2 separate regions of the Homo sapiens genome follow, and region 2 is linked to region 1. Evidence: read pairs that join two places in POLR2A ChIA-PET (ENCODE). Cell type or tissue: A673. All regions are shown on one strand. Links, peaks and the distances in the headings refer to the core of each region. The heading gives the core; the rest is flanking DNA.

Region 1 (11,000 bases), core at 3,498-8,497:
ATCTTGTTAAAACAGAATGCGGCTCAATAGGTTTTAGGTAGGGCTGAGGGTCTGCATTTCTAACAAGTCTCAGGTGAGGCCAGGTCATGGCTGGATTTTGAATAGAGGGACCAGGGGTTATAGAGATCAGTTGTCACCTGGATCTAGAGTCCTTAGTGAATTTGCCTGCACACAGACACCAGTCCTGTAGAGCAAAAGCCAGAAGAAATGTAGACTCCTTTTGTTGGAGAGAAATCATTGTTAACAGGGAACCTCTTGCAGCCTTGTTATCTGCTCTTTGCTCCTTGAGAATTTTGGTTTTGCATTGGTCTTTAAAGGACAATCGTGAGTCAAAGGCTTTGAGAGAGAATATTACAGTTCTTTTTTCCACATGCTTTTAATAACAACCAAAGTTGTTCATTTTTCTCTGAGTTTATGATAGGTACATAATGATGATTTTCATCCAAGGTCTGAAATAACATTTTTTTAAATCGGTATTTACCTGATTCGTTTGCAAAGGTCAGGGGGAAGATATAATGCTCTTCTCAGAGTCCACAGAAGCTCTTCGGATTAGTTCTTATTTCACATTCATTAATATAATATTTCTTTATAGAATATGGCATAAAGGGATACAATTTTAAGAACTCTATATCAGCCAGCATTTCTAAAGTGAACTAAAATTATTTTATTGCAGATTTAGAGGGAGGAGGCTTATATGTTACCCCCACAATTTTATTTCTAAAACAGAGGTGGAAGAAAATCATTAGACTGTAATGTGCTACAGTCTAATGTGTGTAATCATTAGTGTGTAATGTGCAATTTTAAGGTTGGAAAAGCTATTTAGATGGTAGAAGTACTAAAATTATGTATCTTAGTTTTTTCTTATAAAAACAGGAGTTTACTGGCTATAATATGCTTCCCGAAGAGAATCAGAGGCCAGTGCTATCTTTTAGCACTAAGATTACGTCCTTGTTAGCTGTGTTCAATTGGAGTAAATATCTAGATCATGAATCAAGGACTCCTAGAGATGAGGTCAACTCCTGGGGTATATGTATTTCTTGGGCAGAACTGCACATTGGTGTCACCTGGGAGTTTTCTGATGCCCTGGCCACACTCAGGACAATTTAGTCAGAATCTTCTAAGCTGTGGCCTGGGCATCAGTGCTATTTAAATCTCCCTGATGATTCTAAAGTGCAATCAGGAGTGAGAACCAGCAGTGGAGAGGCCTGGTCTTCTTTCACGTCTGAACTCCACTCTCATCTCCTGGATTATAGTTTAACTTATGATTTTGCTCAGTCTGAGCCAAATTCATGGATGATTGAGCATCTTTCTTTCCCTTAACTTCACATTATCCTTCTCTGTTAATCAAACACATTTAGATTCTCCTAAATATGTTTATATTCTAAGAATAGGGCTGTTCTTTAATTTGAAAGCATCATTTTTTCATAATTTTCAGCTAATTAGGATCCACATTAGATTTTTGTTTGTACTTAAAGGAATGCATGTAGACTTCTTTTGGGTTGAGACTATATCTTTTAATCTGTCTCCTTTCCCAGGAGGATGCTGAATTAATGTATCTTTTCATTTAATTATCCATGGGGCACAGCATATAATTTAATGCTTGGCACATAGAGAGTACTCAGCAAATCTTAGTTGAATGTACATTTGCCCTTGTCCTTTAACTCTGGTGCTCAAATATTCAATTAGTTCCTGAATGTTGTTGACATAGGCTCTCAAACATATTTAAATCTATTTCCTGGGTTGCATTAGCAACCATCATTGTCTTGGTGTAGCTCATTGTTATCTTTTCTGTTTCCCAACTGCTCGCTCTCCTCTTTTAGGTACATCTTCTCCCATGATGAACTAATGTAGCCTCTACTTCCACAACTCAGCTTCCTCTGTGCAGCCAAAGTGATTTTGAAAATTAATTTTCTTCCATGTATTATGTTGTATTTTATTATATTATTAATACATAATTCAGACCTTTTTTAAAATATAAAAATAAAGTCTGTTACCTTAGCCCAGAAAATATCTCTCCATTTACACAGTACATTTTATTGTTAGCTTTCCATAGGTTTTGCATTGTAAAGTTTTTTTTTTTTTTGTGACAGTAATGGATTAGCATTGTGAAGTGGGTCTTTTTGTATAGTTTAATGTCTTAAGCAGTTATTGATGGCATATAGGAAAACTGTTTTTATAGCTGATTTTTTTGAAGTTTCTCAATTACAGGCTATCATGTCATTTGCAAGCAAGTAAAATTGTGTCCTTTACTTTCTACAATCTATGCATATTATTTGTTTTCTTGTGTAATTTTAGAGACTATAACTTTAAGAATAATGTTAGTTAATAGTGGTAATGAAAAGCATCCTTTTTTTGAATTTACAGACATACCTCTGATATTTCATTGTTAAGAACAATTTTGGCTCTCTAAATTGAGACAGACTCTTCACACTGTTAAAGAAACATTCTTTTGCTTTAGTTTTAACATGTTTGTGAAATTTTGAAACCAGGATTAATGTTACATTTATTGTATATTATGTTGCACCTGTAAGTATGAATACATAGCAGTTCTTTCATCTATTAATGTGAAAAATTAGATCAGTAAATATCTTGAGATCAAACCAACCTTGCATTCCTAAAAAAAAAAACCCAGTATTTGGTTATGATATATTATTCTTCTAATATACGGTTGAATTCTGTTTAATTATGTTTTATATGGTATTTTTGCCCTTATATTTGTAAATAGATAGTCTATAGTTCTCTTGTCTATGCTCTCCTTGTTACATTTTGGTAAGCCTGTGGTCTCTTCCCACACATGTTCAACTACTTACGCCATATAAAATTATTATAATTCTCTAGTGGGTAATGCCATTTCAGGGCTTAATGGCTTTCTATGGGCTGTCCTCCCTGGTGTTTTGCTTTTCCTTGTTTGCCTTTCACACTCATGCAAAACTCTGACCATTGCTGATCATTTGTCCCCTCCTCAATGAAGTTTTCTCAAATATGCCCTCCCCATTTCCAACTCAGTTGATCATTCCCTTTCCTGCTGTCTTTCAGTATTTTCATATCTTCATTGTAATATTGATCATATGGTAATAAAATTATTTTTCTATTTGTTTCTCTCATTCTATTTTAAGTCTTTGAAAGTGGAGATTTTGACATTTTATTTTTATATCACTAGTTCTCAGCTTCATGCTTATGAAATGCTAGTTGAATGCATGAGCGACTGAAGGAAACTCATATATACATTTACTTTACCTTACTGCAGTGCTTCCTAAGGATACTGTAAATTGCTCCCAGCATGACAGAGAGAAATAAGCACATCCTTTCTTAGTCATGTATCTTTCAAATGGCCTGATTATGCTCCTTTGCAAGGCCCCAAGACATGTGTTGAATTATTCATTCAATATTCATTCAATATTGTTGTGTTGCTTAATTTGGCATTATGGTGGCACAGCATTATATTTAGATACAATGGAGGACAGCATTGTGAAAACATGGATCATTCTTCAATAAGGTTTTCTTTTCCTCTGAAATGTATCCAATTAATGGGAGTGGGAGCATTTGCCATTCCACAGATGAACACCTGCAATGTGCTAGTAACTGTGCTGGATGCTGAAGATTTGGCAGGAAATTAAACAAACACAGTCCTTCATGGCAGCACTTACATTCTATTTGGGGAGTGCCACCAAAAATAACCAAATAAACAAAATAATTTCTGACTTGAGAGAAGGTGATGAAATGGGAGAATGGGGTCATTTTAGATACTAGTGGTCAGGGAATGAATGTCTCAGCAGGTACTATTGGCCTGAAATTTGAAAAGGAGAGAGCCACCCCTTCTCCAGTTAGCCTGGAAGATTGTTCCAGATGATGAGCATGGCATTTTTAAGGAAAAGCAGGAAGGCCAGCCTGGTTGAAGGTAGTGAGCTAGGGCTTCTAAATGGAGATGAAGGTGTAAAGCAGGAAGAGCGTAGCTCATCTGGGGACTTGTGGACCATGACTAGGGCTTAGTTAGATTGTACTTTAAATGTGATGAGATATTTTTGGAAACTTTTGATTAAAGGAGTTTTATGATCTGTTTAATACATTTGAAAGAACATTTGGCTGCTATGTAGGGAAGAAAAGTTCTGTTCCCCTACACATTATTATAAGAAATGGTTAGACAAAAATATTTAACTGGCTGCTGTGTCACCAAGAAGGCGTATGAGGATGTTTGTGCTGTAGTTGGAAATATATAGGTGAGAAATTACAACTTTTCCTATTGAGTCTTAATAACATCTTTTTCAACCATGCTGCTTTTTCCTCTTTCCTCTTACTTTCTTCCCCAGTGTGTGGCTTTCAACCATTATCTTTATATGTGTAATTCACTTCACTCACCTTTTAAATTTCTTGTTCCACATAATACTCCTTACCATAGCATCGTTAACTGCCCCAGTATTATATAGACATAATGCTAGATTTTTATACACCTGGAAAGAGATAAAAAGTAGTTTAGAATTTCTCTTTTTTAAAAAAAATGTCCAAATTGCATCCTATGAGTGACTAAGCAGCATTATTAAGAGCCTTTATAAAACAGCAGACAGCCCAGAGGTACCTTACAATGATAGCAATGAAACAAAGCAATTTTTAAATTGATTTAGCAAAATGCTTAGTTACTATTTCATGGTAGGCAAAAGAATAATAAACCTTAAAGGAGGAATCATCCTAAGACACTATGAAAAATAAAACCAGCATGAACTCATTGGTTGCTGTCAGCCCTTGTTTTTATGGCTTGTGTATGAATGTTGGTAAGAGAGAGTGAGAGAACCCGTTGGTGGGCTTTTGGCTGAAGTTGGATGCATGTCAGTAGGGATGTCCAAGTCTGTCAGTAGTCATGGTCTCTGTTTTGCAGAGAATCACATTTTATTAACTGTACAATAGGAACACTCTGGCTCAACCCTGTCTCCTCTCTCCAATGTAGACACAGTGGTGTGATGGAGCTGGCTTCTATTGTCCCCCTACCGCCAATTGTTAGAATTTCTCCCCAGCTGTGTGTTTAGTGATCAGTGATGCCATGTTGGTACTGTAGCTTAGAAGCAGCCACACTGGCTATTTACACCACATAAGTCAGCATGCACTACCAATCAGGGGTCCCCTCTTCTCCCTGATCCCACCAAGAACCAGTTGTTGAACATTTACCACCACACCACTCCCTGGATGTTCCATCAGAAACACAGTGGGTTTAAATACAAACTCATCATCTCTCCTCCGCTCCACCCCGCTCCTTTCTACTACCGGCTTCTTCTGCATCCCTCTAATTTCTTGGCAGACTTTAAATCCAAGCTTGAATCTCCAGATGCATCTTTGACTCTTCTTTTTCCCTTTTGCCTCAGTGTGAGACCCTTTTTCAGGCTCTATACATTCTCCTATCTCAATGCTTTATGTCCCCTCTCAATTTCTACTGGTGTTCCCGCAGGTAAGTGGTGTCTTTCCCTCTTGGAAAACCTTAGTTGGATCTTCTGAAATAGCTGCTTAATCCCTACATAACTTCTTTTCTCCACGTCTTCCATTCCATCCAAAATATTCTTATTAGCTTGCTTTCCTGATGCGTATTTTGAATTCTATCACTTTTCTGCTCCAACTGTCAGTGACTCCTTCTGATTACTTAAATAATGTTTGTGCTTCATAGTTTGGCATACAAGGAAGTCCATTAAATAAGCAACACTTACCTTTCCCATTGATTTCTCGTGATGTCTGTTCCCCTTCTTGATGTTCTTGGGTCCCCAAATGGAATGTATGCCGATTCAAACAAATGTATGTCTAAAGTATACATTTTTCTAAAAAGCCTTTTTTTCCTCTTTGCCTGGGTAAAACTTATTTTTTTCTTTTAGATGTAACTCAAATGATGCCACCTCCTCAAAATCTTTCCTAACTTCTCACTTCCTATCCTCCATGCCAGAGTAATCTATTTCCTTGAACTCCCTTGGTAATGCTAGACTGCTTTTTGTAACACCCATTATTTTCCTCCTTTATTACAACCTATTTTGGCACATTGTGAAGTTTGGAGTAAGTACCCCGCCTTACTCATCTTTGTCCCTTGCTCAGACAAATGGCACAGTTGCTTGCCAAGTAGAGATTTATTAAAAGAATTTTAAAAAGGAAAATAATGTTTGCGCTTAGGTGGAACACCCTTTAGCTGCTGGAAGTAAAATAAATAAAAGCAAAGGAAGTAAAAAATGGCATGATAGGAATACTTCTGAAAGCCCCCCAAAAGTTTAACTTTTAAGTGGAACATTTTTATGTTATATAATGTGTTTGAAGAGGATGTCACATGGAAGCTGAAATAGAATAGAATAATTCTACAGTGTAACAGAAGGCAGGATCTGAATAAAGGGCTGGAAGTTATAGAACACATTTTCATTTAATATATAAGAAAACTTCCTGAGAGATAGAAGCTGTCATTGTCTATCACAGGAATGAGATTCCTAAAAAGCTACCGAGCTCCTATCACAGACATGATGCAGATGTACGACCATCTGGCAGGAGTATTATAAAAGGAATTCCTGCAGGGAGTAGATATTCCCTAAGGTCTTTTAAGACTCTATGATTCTATAATTCTCTGACTTTTTGTGAGTCATCCGGCCTGTTGGGTTTTTGAGCTGTCACAGCGCTAAACCACAGTGGGTTGCCATGATTGTTGCTATTAAGACTTTTATTGTATAGTGGGAACATAAAAATATTTAGGAAGAAAACATCTATAAAGGTTACCCCTTCCTCCGCCAAAAAATGGCTTCTCAATTTCAGATCCCCTGCTTTGGGGAAAAATGTTCTATCACTATTCTTAGATCACAAGCTTAAAATCTAGAAAACCTGCCATATTAGGGACGGGTGTGGTGGCTCATGCCTGTAATCTCAACACTTTGGGAGGCTGAGGTGGGTGGATCATAAGGTCAGGAGTTTGAGACCATCCTGGCCAATATGGTGAAATCCCATCTGTACTAAAAATACAAAAAATTAGCCAGGTGTGTTGGTGCACACTTATAGTCCCAGCTACCTCGAGGCTGAGGCAGGAGAATCGCTTGAACCCAGGAGGCAGAGGTTGCAGTGAGCCGAGATTGTGCCACTGACTCCAGAGGTTGCAGTGAGCTGAGATCGTGCCAGTGACCACAGCTTAGGCGACAGAGCGAGACGCTGTCTCAAAAAAAAAGAGACAGAAAGAAAAGGAAGGAAGGAAGGAAGGAGAGAGAGAGAGAGAGAGAGAGAGAGAGAGAAAGAGAGAGAGAGAGAAAGAGAGAAAGAAAGAAAGAAAGAAAGAAAGAAAGAAAGAAAGAAAGAAAGAAAGAAAACCTGCCATATTATAATTTAGGCTTAGTTTTATTTCAGTTCCTTTGCCATGAGTCCCCAAGGGCATGGACTGAACTGGGGAGTAAAACCTCATTCTCTAGTGGCTTTCATCTTGTCCCTTGTCTGGAGTCTTTCCTCACCTGGAAACACTATTTGCAAATTGCATTCAGTTCTGCCTGCTTCTTTGCTAGATATTTGGATTAGCACCTTGGTCTTCCTTCCTCCAACTGCTGATCTAGAGGTTACCTCTCCCTATGTTGTCGTATATGAATATAAGGACTTCTACATTTTTCTTTTTCTTTTTTTCAGGAATTTGGCTACTAGCAATGATAAGTGAATAGGAGGGTAATCTTTTCCCTGTGTTCTTGACCCCCTCCTCTCCTGTTTTCTTCCTGATATTATGTCACCAGTTACCCAAACCCTCCATCTCTTTAGCTTCAGCATCTTATCTTGGACTTCCTTCCCCGCTTTGATGCAAAATGTGTTCAAGTCTTCTTGATTCTGTCTCTCTCTCTCTCTCTCTCTCTCTGTCTTCTGGGTTCCCTTCAAATTATCTCCTCATTTCTCTCCTCTGATCTGACAACCTACTGAAAGAATGGCCTTTCCTCATTGCCTCCCATATTTTCCACCTGCAATACACTTCAGGAGGATTGTTGGCCACACCACTCTTGTAAAAGTATTCCTGCTAAGACCACCACTGACCTCCTAGCTGTCTACTCCAGTTTTCAGAACTTCCCTCAGTATGTTAGTAGTAGTTAAATCCATGGAATGCCTATTCCTCCTTCACTTTGAGGCCATTTAACCCTGTAAATCTCATTGTCACTTAGTAGTCGCTTTATCTGGACTTGACTATATAAACATCTGTAAGTAATGCATTCAGAAAACAGGTTTTGAGCATGTACCCTAGAACAGGCTCTGCACTAGGGCTGGGGAAAATTGGTGAGCAACACCTGCCAGCCCTGGGGCATGGTGGAGTAGATGGAGTGAGGGATCGCTCCCATGGGGGTGTAGTTGCAGGGTGTGATAAGGGCCATGCAAGAATGCCAGGAGAATGTTTAAGAGCAACCTTATCTAGACTGGGGATCTCAGAAACCTTCCCTGAGAAAGCTACTCAGCTGCATATTGAAGGAGGAGTGGATTTTAACTAGGAGAAGGGGGAGGAAGAACACCCCAGCTAGAAGGAACAGCATGTGCTTTAGAAGGCGACCTGTCTTAGGGGAGAGGGTGAGGGCTCAGCTTTGAATGCTGTCTTTGCCACTTATTAGTAATGTGATGGTAAAAAGAGAAAATCATGTGATGCCTCTGGGCCAGTGTTCTGGGGCCTTTTAGGCAATTATCTCTGCAGTTGCTTATAGAAAACAGGCCTCACATTCCAACTCTCAGGGGCTCATCTGAGGGTGCTCTCATTCTAGCAGAGGGTGTGGGGAAGCTGGCATGGAGGGGAAGGCCTGTGGTGTTTATGATTTGGCTTTGGGGAATGTCTGGTCATGGAGTCCTTTTTCTGGGATTTGAGGATGGTGGCGTGCCAGCCCCACTGATGGGTGGGGGTGGGCCTCTTGGGACGGGTAGCACCCTGTTTAGGTCCAGTGGACTGAGCTATCCCTCGGCAGCCAAGGCTGCAAAGGGCATTGAGTGTGAAAAGACCCTTTCTTGTGCAGTGATGGGATGTGAATGCTGGTTTATTGTGGAGCCAAAAGGCACGGCAGATGCTTGATGCAAGGCCCCCAGCATCTGAAAAAGTTCACCACTGTACCGCATCCTCCAGGGGCAGCCGCCTCTGCCGCCCTTTGATTAATGCACGTAGTGGAGGATTTGTGCCTTTGCCTGTTTGTGGGACTTGGCAGCCATCCACTGCCTAATGTGAAAAAGGCCTATGGAAGGATCGGCCCCTTTGAAGCAGGGGGCTGGTGGTGACTGCTGCGTGTGGCTGGGGTGTGGCCTCCAGATGCTAGAGGCCTTCACTTTCATAAATTTTCCTCACCGCCATTTGTGACTCCACACTCCCAATTACTGCACTCTCTGGAGGTGGCCATGGCCAACACAGGCAAACCCAGGCTAGTATTGTTCGGCTGCCAATGGGAAGACTAGAGACAATGCTGGGGCTGGCATCCCGGGGGATGGCACCCTAGGGTGATAGGAAAGAAAGAACAAAGTTCAATTCCTGCACATCCTTCAAACTCTGAACTTCAGTGGGGCTGGAGATGGAATGCTGCAATTTCTGTTTTGCTTAGTCCTCTAACCATTTCCATTTCTGTGCATGGATGAATTTTGCTCTTTTCTTTAGGGATTCGTTGGGGGAAGGGGAGAATACAGATTTTCATTTACCTTCTGAGAACCCTAAGGGAGAGATTAGGCAAGGAAAGGAGAATGTGGAAAGGGGTAATAATGTGCCCAAGATAACACAATTGAGGTTCAATCTTGGTGTGGTGATCACTTACCTTGCTGCCTCTTCGAGTAGATTATGCCGTGGGACAATTGTGTAGGCATGTTTTCTTCTCCTCTAGGGCCCAGACATGAGAAGCAACATTGAAGAAGGCATTTGCTCTCAAGTGCCAGCCCTGTACTTACTGGAGCCTGAGAGCTAGTGCCCCCTTAATATGTTGCCCTCAAGACTCCTCCTTGAGTGTTGCCTGGCCCAGTTCTGCCCTGCTCTCCCCACCACACCCCAAAGGCCCCAGGATCGAAGCCAGTTCTGCCCTGCTCTCCCCACCACACCCCAAAGGCCCCAGGATCGAAGCCAGTTCTGCCCTGCTCTCCCTACCACGCCCCAAAGGCCTCCGGATCGAAGCCAGGTTCTTCTTTCTTTCTGCATTTCCCACAATGCCCAGCCCACAGGTTGCACACAGCGGATATTCTCTTGGTGTTTGTTGAGGGGACTAGAACAATTTCAAAGACGGTATGTATCTATGTTGGGAGTAGAATTATGATGAGATGAGCTCACCAAAAAGGAGACAGTGAGTTTCTTTGGGGTAAAGATCCCTCTCTCATTTCTGGGCTGGGGGCTTTTAAAATACATATACTACCTAGTTTTGGGGCTAGCTGAGCCCTGGGCAAGTTCATATCTTGACAGAATCACAGAATATTAGTACTGTGGAGACCCCATCACTTTACAAACTAAGAATCAGGCTTACCCCAAGACGTGGCTGAATATTGGCAACACGCTGATACTTTTGGTCCCTGATGGTATTACCACCTCAGACTTGGTAGATGTGAAATGTGTATATTGAAATGTGTATATTGCTCTCTGACATAGAGCTCCTGAAACTGTGTAGGTAAGGGCACTAGGGAAATCTTTTTTTTAAATTTGAATTTGGTCTCTGACCCCAGTTCCTGATACAGAGCTCCTAAGACCTTTGCAATTAATTTCCTGAATGGTAGGAGTGAGAGATGCAGAGCTTCTAAATCCTTTGTAATTTACTTGGTGATAGGAGCATCTTTTGTTCTAATGAGATGATCCTTGGGGGGCTCCTGGACAGCCTCAGGATGGAGAGGGGCTCCATTGCTAGAGGAACCAACCATGTAATTAGAGGGTTGGACTTTCAGCCTCTCCCTCTAGCCTCCAAGGAGGGGAGAGGGGCTGAAAGTTGAGTTGATCACCAATGGCTGGTGATATAATTAATCAGGTCTATGTAATGGCACCTCCACGAAAACCCCAAAGGTCAGGGTTTGGGGAGCTTCTGGATAGCTAAACACACAGG
Region 2 (11,000 bases), core at 3,105-8,104, 69 kb before region 1:
TATTACCATCTTTAAATTTGATTAGCAGATGCTTCTTCATCCACAACAGCCTATCTCAGGTGTCATTCAACCTGAGAGGCTTTCCTGACTTACCTGGATAGGTAACTTTCCCTTGTCTTTGCTATCTTTACACCTTTGCTAGTTCTGTTTACCACATTATAATTGCAATTTGCTTGATTACACATTTACCTCCCTTCTTACATTGCGAAGAACTCCTTGAGGACAGAAGTACATTTATCCATCTCTGTATTTGTATTCTCATTGCTTAACATAGTGCTAGGCACCACAGTCTAATGATATGTACATAAAGCACGCTCTCTCTCTCCACACACACATACACACACATACACAATGAAAGCAGGGAGATCTACGGTGAAATATGCATTGTTTGAGAGCTAGGGAGTGCCCTTGTTTTTAAACAAGAAATCAAGATATGCAGTTTGACAAAGGATTTTTTTTTCCAATTGAAGTTGGTTTATAATAATTTCTATGTGCCAGGTATTTTACATTTAAGAGGCACAGTAAACCTGAGAAACAATAGGCAGAAGAGCACTTTTTTTTGAAATCAAATCACACTTCTTTAACTTACAGATGATACAAACTCTTCACCTTCAGTGGGTAAGTGGCCTGGTCAAAGTCACTCCACTACATTAGAGCTCTGGAACCCAGGTCCAGTTTTGAAACTGTTGGTTCAGTCCCTTGGTGAGCACAGAACACACTTGAGGAATCTTGTCCTGAGGTGGTGCCTTTGCTCTTAACTTTTACCCTCTGACCAAAGATATCATGCCTTTACGTTAAGTTCCAAAAGGTGGCATAAAGCCGTGGAGGAGACCCAAGAGAGCACTATTAGTGCAGGTTGCAAAGAGGTAGAGGGCAGGAAGAAGGAAACTGGTGGTTCGTGGGGAGCTGGGCGGTCTTGCCACATGCTGGTGGAGTGGGCTCATCAGTCTCTGGAACGTGAAATCATAAATCCTTGGGAGGTAGGGGTTACGTGCCATAGTTTCCACAGTGCCCTGATATTCTAGTCTAGATACTTAATCAACAAATCACAATTTGAAGTGAATGAAAGATTTATTGCAATAAATTAAAATAGGGTACCTTACAGACTTTGACACAGATAGTTATGAGTTATGAAAGGAAGGCCAGGTAGGATGTTTGGTAGAGGCGAAAATCATTTTTAATTTCTATTTTGCCTTTGGGCCCCCAGGACTCTACTGTGGTTTGCAAGAGGAAGTGCTCCCACCCTGGTGGCTGTGACCAAGGCCAGGAGGGCTGTTGTGAAGAGTGCCTCCTACGAGTGCCCCCAGAAGACATCAAAGTATGCAAATTTGGCAACAAGATTTTCCAGGTATGTCATGAGACAAGCACATGGGAACTCCTGTATTACTACGCTGACAATTAAAAAGCTCCAGACACTAGGCAGATTGGGTTATCCCATAATTTCTATATACATATACAAATGTATATGTGTGCATATATTAATAGAATGTATTTATATTACAGTATTATATATACATTTATAGTTAGAATCAAGTGCAGATAGGGGCAGAGAATCAACCGTCTGAAAGATGTTTTTCTTGACTATATTTTTGCTGAAATATGTTAAGCCTGTAAAACCTGCCTGAATACCTAGGAGTACCTCATCTCGTTGGAGATGCTCAATGACATTTGTCAAGGTGATGATCCTTGTCAAGATCCTGATGGATCTATACAGCTTGAAGCTTTTAGAAGTTTTTCACAAAGCTACCTTTGCAAAGAAAAATTTTCTCATTTGGAAGATATTCAGATAAGGATGTTAATAGTGTATGTAGTTGAGCCAGGTGAGAGAGCTCTGCCCAGCTGAATGGAAAAGGTTGTCTTTTGGCCATCTGTTACCAATCTCAGGTGTATTTTACATTATTCTCTGAGGACCCCAAGTGGGAAACAGTGCAATGGCCATTTAAACTTCAAAATGCAAGATGGTTGGCTTTGTCCAAAGTACCTCCTATCTAGTCCATTTTCCCTAGGGGTGGAAGGAGTCAAATCACTCTCTACCGAAGCTGTCACCTCATGATACCCATGAGAATCAAGACCCACATAAACAAGTCAGTTGTGGTAGCTCTGCAGGCATGCTGCACTGAGCCACACTTCCTATCACACTGAAGTAGTTGGAGGGAGAGGTCTTGGTTCTGATGGAATAGTAAGAAGACATGAAGTGTCGCATGGTCTCACTTATAAGTGGGAGCCAAATGATGGGATCATGTGGACATGGGAGAGGAACAACACACACTAGGGCCTGTTGGGGGGTAGGGTGGAGGGAGGGAGAGTATTAGAAAGGATGGCTAATGCATGCTGGGCTTAATAACTAGGTGATGGGTTGATAGGTGGAGTAAACCACTATGGCACACGTTTACCTATGTAACAAACATGCACATCCTGCACATGTACCCCAGAACTAAAAATAAAATAAAAAAAATTAAAAAAGAGAAAACAACTGAGGACAAAAAAACACATAAGGTGTCATGCCCAGTGAAGGGGGAGGCATGTGTGTTGTGTTTACATCAGACTTTCAGAGATGCTCATATGTCCTCTTGATATAAAGTCGCCTCCTCCTCTGTCTCCAGAACACCCAGATGAAATAGCCTCACTCTCACTCTCACCATGGTGCTGTGTGCAATGCACTTTTTTTTTTTTTTTTTTTTAGATGGAGTCTCGCTCTGTCGCCCAGGCTGGAGTGCAGTGGTGTGATCTTGGATCACTGCAACCTCCACCTCCCGGGTTCAAGTGATTCTCCTGCCTCAGACTCCTGAGTAGCTGGGATTACAGGTGCATGCCACCATGCCTGGCTAATTTTTGTATTTTTAGTAGAGATGGGATATTGCCATGTTGGTCAGGCTGATCTCGAACTCCCGACCTTGTCGTCCACCCTCCGTGGCCTCCCAAAGTGCTGGGATTACAGGCGTGAGCCACCGCGCCCGGCTGCAATACACTTGTAAGTCACCTTGTAAAAACGGTTCCTTTAAATGACTGAGGCTTAAAATAATTCACGGAGACTTGGATTCCTAGAAATGTGTACTCAGAGAACTTGGAACAGTCAGGTGTCCTTTAAGGCAGATTCAGTTAGGTCTTTCTTGAAAGGCACTAGAGGGTAGACAGTCCTTAAAATAGCTTCAAAAAGTCAGGAAGGGAAAGAGGCAGGGGAGTCATCAAATATCTCAACTGTTTCTGTTTTTAACAAAAATCTGCTGCTTGGATCTGCAAGCTCAGGAAGGAATCCTTGTTTTGTTTTCAGCCCAACTCTGTTGTCTGTGATCTTTTTTACCCACAAGCAAGGATGCACATCCCTGCCTGTCCTCCAGAGGTACAAGGGCTTTTTGTGGTATTTGGCATTCACAGATTATACCTTTCATGAGTGAAAGAAATTCCTCAAATAGCTCTTTCTGTCTGAGCAAGGATCTAGTCTAGGAAATGTGTCCCAAAATGCTGCCCTGCATTTTAAGAGGAGAGGACTAGATAGGCAGGGACAGGATATCCATGGCACTTGGAGTCTTCTCTCTGAGCTCTGCATTTTCAGTGGCTTGCCCATCAAGTGTCTGTCTGAGCACTGGGAGTCATTTGAATTAGCCTGTCTTCTATGCATGTCCTGTATGGGCCAGAACCATGGCACATCTGGTAATTAACCACCTCTGGACATCTCAATTAACTATTGGTGCTTGGGACAGCTTAAATATTTTAGTCTTATCAAACGGGAAAATTAGATTTCTGTCATTGTATCATGTATGAAAATTCATGCTTGGTTTTCCCCCAGGGTGGAACTAAGTAAACAATGCATGACAACAAGACATAAATATGACTTGGTTAAACACACAATAATTATTTTTATATCCAGGAGGGGGAACACACACACACACACACACACACACATGCTTGCACACAATCTGAAATCTTCACTAATCTTTATCTTAAATCAGTTGGATGTAGACAGACACCTGAGTCATTTAGTCTAATGATGGCGTCCCTCACTCAGGGCAAGAAATGCTTTCCTCCATGGAGAGGTTACAGTCTGTTGCCTCAACTCCTGTCAGCCTCCAGCTGCTGACAGGATCCTGTGCCCTCTCTTGTAGGATGGAGAGATGTGGTCCTCTATCAATTGTACCATCTGTGCTTGTGTGAAAGGCAGGACGGAGTGTCGCAATAAGCAGTGCATTCCCATCAGTAGCTGCCCACAGGTATGTTTGGAACACAGATTGACTTTACCTTAGCGTCTTGAGAAATGTCCTGTGTGTGGCACAGTCGCATGCCATCTTCCGAACACAGACTCCAGCTCCCCCAAAGCCTCTACATTCCTGACTAGTCAAATGCCTCTTGCAAAGTTTGCTCATTCTTCTTGCAGATTTTTTCCTTGCATGAAAATAGCTCTGCTTTGCTCTTGTCCCAATTCTGATTTCTTATTGACATCTCCCATTCATTCTGTAAAATTTCTCCAACTCCTGCAAGATCTCTTTCTTTGTTTTCTTTTGCCAGGTTTTGTTTAACATCGTAACTGTCTTTTGCCTTTTCCTCTTTTCTCTCCCTTCTCAAATCAGAGCTTTCCTCTTATAGCCATTCAAAGTAATATGTGGTTTATTTATTAATACTTCCCCAAGGGGTTTCTCCTGCCTCACGGCATCCCCGATTTCTTTGCTGAAGTTTTCTCTCTCTAATCCTGGCCTCCATTGTAGCCCCAAATGGAAATAGCATCCTTATGGAAATATCTCTTTTCAAAAACTCATAGCTCCAGCACACTGAATAAAGCAACCATTATCTTCTAAAGCATGAGGTTCATTGAATTCACCTCAGCAACTTGAAACCTTTTAAAGTTTTATACATTTTGGGAAGGTGTCAAACCTATTCAACACCTTCCCGTGAATGAAAAAATATATCCATATATTCAGGACATGTCCTCCCTTCTCTGTTATAGACAGCTTTTAATTTTATTCACATCTGTTATTATTATAAACAAAAGTTGCTGTTTTTACTTGACTGCCAAATGAGGCACAAAAAACAACAGCTGTTGCTATTGCACAACTGAATAAAGAGGAGAGGAAAAAAAGAAAAAAAAAAACCCTAATTAGTCTTGCTTTAAAAAGCCTCAGACATAAAACTGAAAGCCTCCCATAAAAGAAAAAAAAAGAAGATACAATAAGTAGACTTGAACATGGTCTGCTTATAAATATTCATTGGGAAAAATGGGATCACATCATTATGCCAGTCCTCCGGGAACCCTCGCTGCTAATGAACTCTTGCAGCACATGTTAGTAATAATGGGCTTCCTTATTCTACAAGACAAAAACAGGATGCTGTGCCAACCTGGTGGCTCAAGTAACTAGCCTCAGCAGGCCGCCGTGGAGTTTCCAGCTTCACTTGAATTCTGCCACTTGTAGCTGGATTGATAGTTTTCATTGTGCTCTTGCTGGGGGAGGGGATGGTGGGGGGAGGTCAACGTTCTTTATGTCACTGGTGTCTCATTAGCCTTTCATCATTGTGGACCACATTTGGGCCAGGGGCATCCATTCCTCCAAGCAGAGGCCTTTCCCTGCCCCACCCACCCCCTCCACGCCTTGTCAAAGCTTGTTGGTGCCCCTGCCAAGGCCCCGGCCTCAGGGGCCACCTTTCTGTTTCTAGGCTTCCTTCCAACCACTCCTCCAGTTCACACTTTCCCTTCTCGGGGGCCAGCAGGAGGTCTTTGGAAGATAACTCAGCTCTATCTACCATGGAAATCTTGTTAAAAACTTACTTCCCCTCCCCTACATTGCCTGGGGAAATTTTGGAAAAAAAAAAAAAAAAGAGATAGAGAGGAGGAGCTTGTATTCCCTGCTCTGTCTTTCCTGGCTACTGCATATTCTCTTTTTCCAGATGTAAATGTTTCTTGTGGAAGAAGGGTTTTATGATTGGATTCCTTGTCAATCCTGCCTCTCCTCCCCCATCCTGCAACTCCCCCAGAGGCAAAGGAGTGCCATTTGTGAGAAGGGCTATGAGGGCTGAAGTGGGGACTGGGTCATCAGGACACTGTCATCTCTCCATCTCTAATACGTACTGAGATTTTATAGTGACAACACTAATCTCATTTAATGCTAACATCACCCCTCTGAGGTGGGTGGTATTTCTAGACCCTGCTTATGGAAGAGCCTGCAGCATGACCAGAGTCTTACGGCTAATTGCATATTACACAGGTGCTCTGACTTTACAGCTTGTACCTGATTTATTCCCCCATCTAATTTAGTGATATCATCACTGCCACTTTCATTTTCTGAAGACGAGAGATGGAAGTTTCCACCGAGATGTGGATGTAGGGAATCGTAGTCACATTTGTTTGGAGTCTTGGCTTTAAGGTGGCTCTGCTGCATTGGGATAAAGCACCTTAATCCTCTTGGGGCCGTCATTCCCTGGGCCTGAGCTGACCTCATTTGGCTTCATCTGCAACTGCTTTCAGTCTTGAGAAACCAAAAGAGACCCCTGTGCCAAATTGCAATTGACAGCAGAGCTCTAGGCAATGAAAATATGTTGTGATGCCCCCACACTATGGGATGACTGGCTGGGGCTGAGTTTTAAGTCTCACTCAAAGTTGTCAAAGCCTTTAATGTATCATTTAGGCCTAGCTGATGCAAAAACAAATCAGACCTGATTAAAGATCTTCAATAATTAACCAGAATCCTTTAAGTCAATCTGATTCTTTCTTTTTGAGTACTTAAGCCTACTCTTGATGGAAATGACCAGTAGTGAGTGAGTGAATGAGCAGTGTGTGAGCCATGTGGCTTTGACATGAGCCTTGGCAACCTCTCCATGGTCTCTGTTTCCTTAGTTCCCTGTAAACAGGGGATAAGGACAACTGCATGTGGAGGGTTATTGTGAAATTTAAATGATAAAGTATGAGGAATGCATAGCACTCAGTCTAGTGTATAGCAGATAATAAATATTAAATTATATTCAAGAGAAAGGACTCAAGAGGACAAAACTGCAGTGGGAAGAAAATGTCCTTTAGGGTCAGACAAAATTAGGTTTGATTTTTGGTTCTACTACTCTTGTGTTGCATGACCTCAATTTCTTCACCTATAAAAAGGGAAATACTCAGCTCATAAGGTTCTTGTGCATCTTAATAACAGTGATTATAAAATCTCTAATGTTCATTAAATCTTAATAGGTCATAAGTATTAAATCCTTATCACTAACCCAATGTTATCACATAAGTAAAATATCGAATAAGATATTTGTTATATAGCAAGTGCTCCCTAAATGTTAAACTTCTTCTACATTTCTTTTTCTCTTTGATTAACCACTGAGTCAGAGATAAGACAACTGATTTTCTGATATGAGTCCTGAGAATACGTCACCTCCTTTAAATGTCATGCATTAAAAAACTCAAAAGTTGTGCAATGTAGGAAATTGCAGTGTATTTCCAGAAAGGTAATGAAGCATTACTCAGTGTTTCAAAATTCTCAGCTTCCTTGGCTTTGAGTGCATAACAGTGATTCAACATGGATAACATACCATTTTCTGAAACAAGAAATCTGACTGAATTTGATCTGTAGCACAGATATTGCCCATATCCATAGTGCTGATGATTCCTGAGCTTGGATTACAGTTTATTGTTTAAGCTTCTCCAACAAGCAAAGACAGAAAGAAGGTCTTGTAGGGTTCGCTAGGTTGACAGATAATTCTCATTTTTATGTGTGTGCCCTTGGTCTCTAAAGGGCTAGATTTGGGTATCAATGAAAAGGTTGAGTCCAGACTGTCTTCATCTTCCTTCCATGTGAGAAAAATCACACTAGTGAGCCCTTTAGGTATTATATTTCTTGGAGGATAAAAACAGGAAAGCTTGCTGAATGACTTTGCCTGGCCTTAGAACCTGATACTTGAAACTTCATTTTCACCATCTTCATCACCATCTGGGCATTGAGTTCAAATACAGCTTGGACTGATTTCATTGGTTTATCTTGTATTAGATTTTAAAAAGATATTTGTCCTCAGGAGACCCTGTTTTTTTTTTTTTTTAAACAGTAACTTTGTATTTGTTTTTCTTCTGATTAGGGCAAAATTCTCAACAGAAAAGGATGCTGTCCTATTTGCACTGAAAGTAAGTTTATTCCTTTGAAAATGTGCTATTAGTATTTGTTTTGCATTTTATAGTGCAACAAGAAAAATAGGGGTGTATGTTTCCCACACATTTTATTTTTGTAGGTATATATAGGATGGGATCATCTCACCTCCCTACAGTCACTTTAAGTCAATTGTAATTCTCCCACAGAAGTACAATGGAGACAAATATAGATACTTCCATCAGAATTTGTTGCTATGAGAAATTAAGAAGATAAATGGTTTGATTAGGTTTTAAAAAGGACCAGATAACTTAATGTGCATTTTAACTGCTAATAGCATTTGTAGTCATCGCGGTTAAGATAATGCTATCCGTAAAACCAAACATTATACAAAGTCTAGGAGGGGCTTTCCTTCTCCCATTATAAAGCCAAACAGCTGCACTTCCTGCTCCCTCACCCCACCCCCACCTCATCACCATGTCACCTGGGTGCATCCAGTCTTGCTGTTGGCAAAGAGAAAACAAGAAGTCATCGGGCTGATGGTTTTGCCATCCTATTATAGTCATGGGTCACTTAACAGGATGTGAAATGCCTTCTGAGAAATGCATCCTTAGGTGATTTTGTTGTTGTGTGAATATCATAGAGTGCACTTACACAAACCTAGATGGTATAACCTACTGCACACCTAGCCTATATGGTATAGCCTGTGGCTTCTAGGCTACAAATTTGTACAGCGTGTCGCTGTACTGAATACTGTAGGCAATTGTAATACATGGTATTTGTGTATCTAAGTAGAAAAGGTATAGTAAAAATGCAGTATTATATTCCTATGGGACCACAGTCCTATATGTGGTCCATCATTGACCAAAATGTTGTTGTGTGATTCATGACTATTTTTAACTGTATTCTTGAAAGTTCCTTCTAAGCATGGCCTATTCTGAAAACTGTCTGAGACTGTACTACTGATCATACAGACAGAGCATAGCAATAGCTTCATATCATTCCCACATGTAGACACATGCCTAGATCTATTAGCAAACTGCCATTTTAGTCCTCCTGAAATTCATATGGTTTTGAGATAGCTTCCTGGAGTGTTTTATTGAAAGAGGAGTATTAGTAATGTCACTGTCAAATTAGTTCCCATGTATGATAAGTAGGATTAACAAAGTCATAAAGTCTATCAGTGTGTTTTCTGAGCCAGTTATGTTTAGAGAAGTGGTCTGGAAGACAGCTGAAAGCAGCTTTCACATGGGCACAGGTTTGTTCTTTCCAATTCTCTAAAATAGAGTTGATATTACTAGAATTACTAGACTCTGTTATTTTTTTAATTGATTAGTGCCTTTGGACAATAGATATGCAGGGTCACTATATGTGTGTGTGTGTGTGTGTGTGTGTGTATTTATATAAAACTATTAAATATAATATTTATCTACTATATATGTTGCTATTTTTAGAAGCAGAGAGCTATTAAACAGTTACATATTGGAAAAAATGCTGGTTGAATTAATGAAAATTTAATTATAGATTTAATAAAAAAGGTTTACTTTAAAGATAATGAAGTACATAAAATAACTCAAAGGAGGCCAATGAAGTACGACTTAGTAGAGAATAATGCAGGAAGACAAATTAGCTATGATTAACACACCAGTTGATTTAAAAACACGTGTACAATCTAATACATTTAATCATCCTTCCAGAAACCCTGAGGAAACTTTGTTTATGGATGGTTCAGAGGCTGCCTTCCAGTTAATTCCCTTCTGGATGAGCAGAATAGAGTCTACACTGATGAAGTTTTCCTCTGTATCCATGTCAATGGAGATGTTTGCATTTCCTCATAAAGTGTCTTCCAGTTGAAGCAGAGACAGACCTCATAGGAATGCCTCTTATTTTCCAGTTAACTCTTTCAATTTGCATGAGCACAGACTCATTACCTCTGCCAATCACATTGTTGTCAGGCAGGATCACTGCTTACCAGCTTCATAAAAACATATGACCAGCCAGGCGCAGTGCCTTATGCCTGTAATCCCATGCCTGTAATCGGGAGGCCGAGGAGGGCAGATCACTTGAGGGCAGGAGTTTGAGACCAGCCTGACCAACAAGGTAAAACCCCATTTCTACTAAAAATACAAAAATTAGCTGGGCGTGGTGGTGTGTGCCTGAAATCCCAGCTACTTGGGAGGCTGAGGCACAAGAATAGCTTGAACTTGGGAGGCAGAGGTTGCAGTGAACCAAGATCATGCCACTGCACTCCAGCTTAGACAACAGAGCAAGACTCTGTCAAAAAAAAAAAAAATTACCAATCTTGTAAGAAGCAGTCTAAATCTTGAATTATCTGACTTTATTTTGCAAGGATCAAATAGGTGATTATTGAGATAGTTGAGAAAAATCTACATTATATTATCAGTTTATTCATTATGAGCTGGACTTTCCATATCTAGAAAACTGGTGACATCGTAAAGAAAAAGAAAAGAATACAAATGGAAGGAAAGGTATTATAAAATAGAAGCAAGCTTTAAACTGGTTATATTAAGTACCATATTGTGTTAACCATGTGAATGAGCTCATGCCTTCTATCACTGAGAGAGGCAATTGGCAAGGGAGAAGGCCACCCAGCTGGAGGGGCACTGGGAGGACAGTGACTCTGCACCTGCGCGGAGCAGGTCAGTCAGTGCTGGAAGGGCCCAGGCATGTGGTTCTCTGTCCAAGTCTCAATTATATCATCAGATGGCTATTTCTCAATTTCCTTTGGTGTTCTTTCCATCTGTTTACTCTCTCCTGCTCTCCAGCAGTTCTTCCATCATTGCTGTAAAATGCATTCTATTTGGCGAGGCTTATTTGTTCAGATTGAGTTAAGAGATGGGATGACTTCCAATTTTTAAGCAATGCCCAGTTTTTCTTAACACATTCAGGTAGATTTATTCTGATGTCCTTTAGCTGTGGCTTCGA

The links. Peaks named below come from ENCODE experiments on the same cell type or tissue, not always from the same donor. Only the 100,000 strongest peaks of a DNase experiment are listed, where the experiment ranks them.
Region 2: POLR2A ChIA-PET joins it to region 1 with 12 read pairs; 3 of 35 experiments call an interaction of 5 or more read pairs at or near these places.

What each region holds. Positions count from the first base shown.
Region 1 is chr7:34,122,381-34,133,380 of GRCh38, forward strand. The region is part of intron 13 of BMPER (BMP binding endothelial regulator); the gene reads left to right. Among named protein-coding and RNA genes, the nearest start is that of BMPER, 220 kb to the left of the region's middle. In A673, for the core only: no CTCF peak of the experiment used is centred there; a DNase peak (open chromatin) is centred at 6,551; H3K27ac peaks cover 809 bases.
Region 2 is chr7:34,053,956-34,064,955 of GRCh38, forward strand. It overlaps BMPER (BMP binding endothelial regulator), which reads left to right. Exons shown (of 15, transcript NM_001365308.1): 9 at 1,208-1,348; 10 at 4,104-4,208; 11 at 8,047-8,092. Among named protein-coding and RNA genes, the nearest start is that of BMPER, 150 kb to the left of the region's middle. RefSeq lists enhancers at 4,395-6,444, 5,103-6,011. In A673, for the core only: no CTCF peak of the experiment used is centred there; DNase peaks (open chromatin) are centred at 5,276, 5,686 and 7,406; H3K4me3 peaks cover 618 bases; H3K27ac peaks cover 5,000 bases.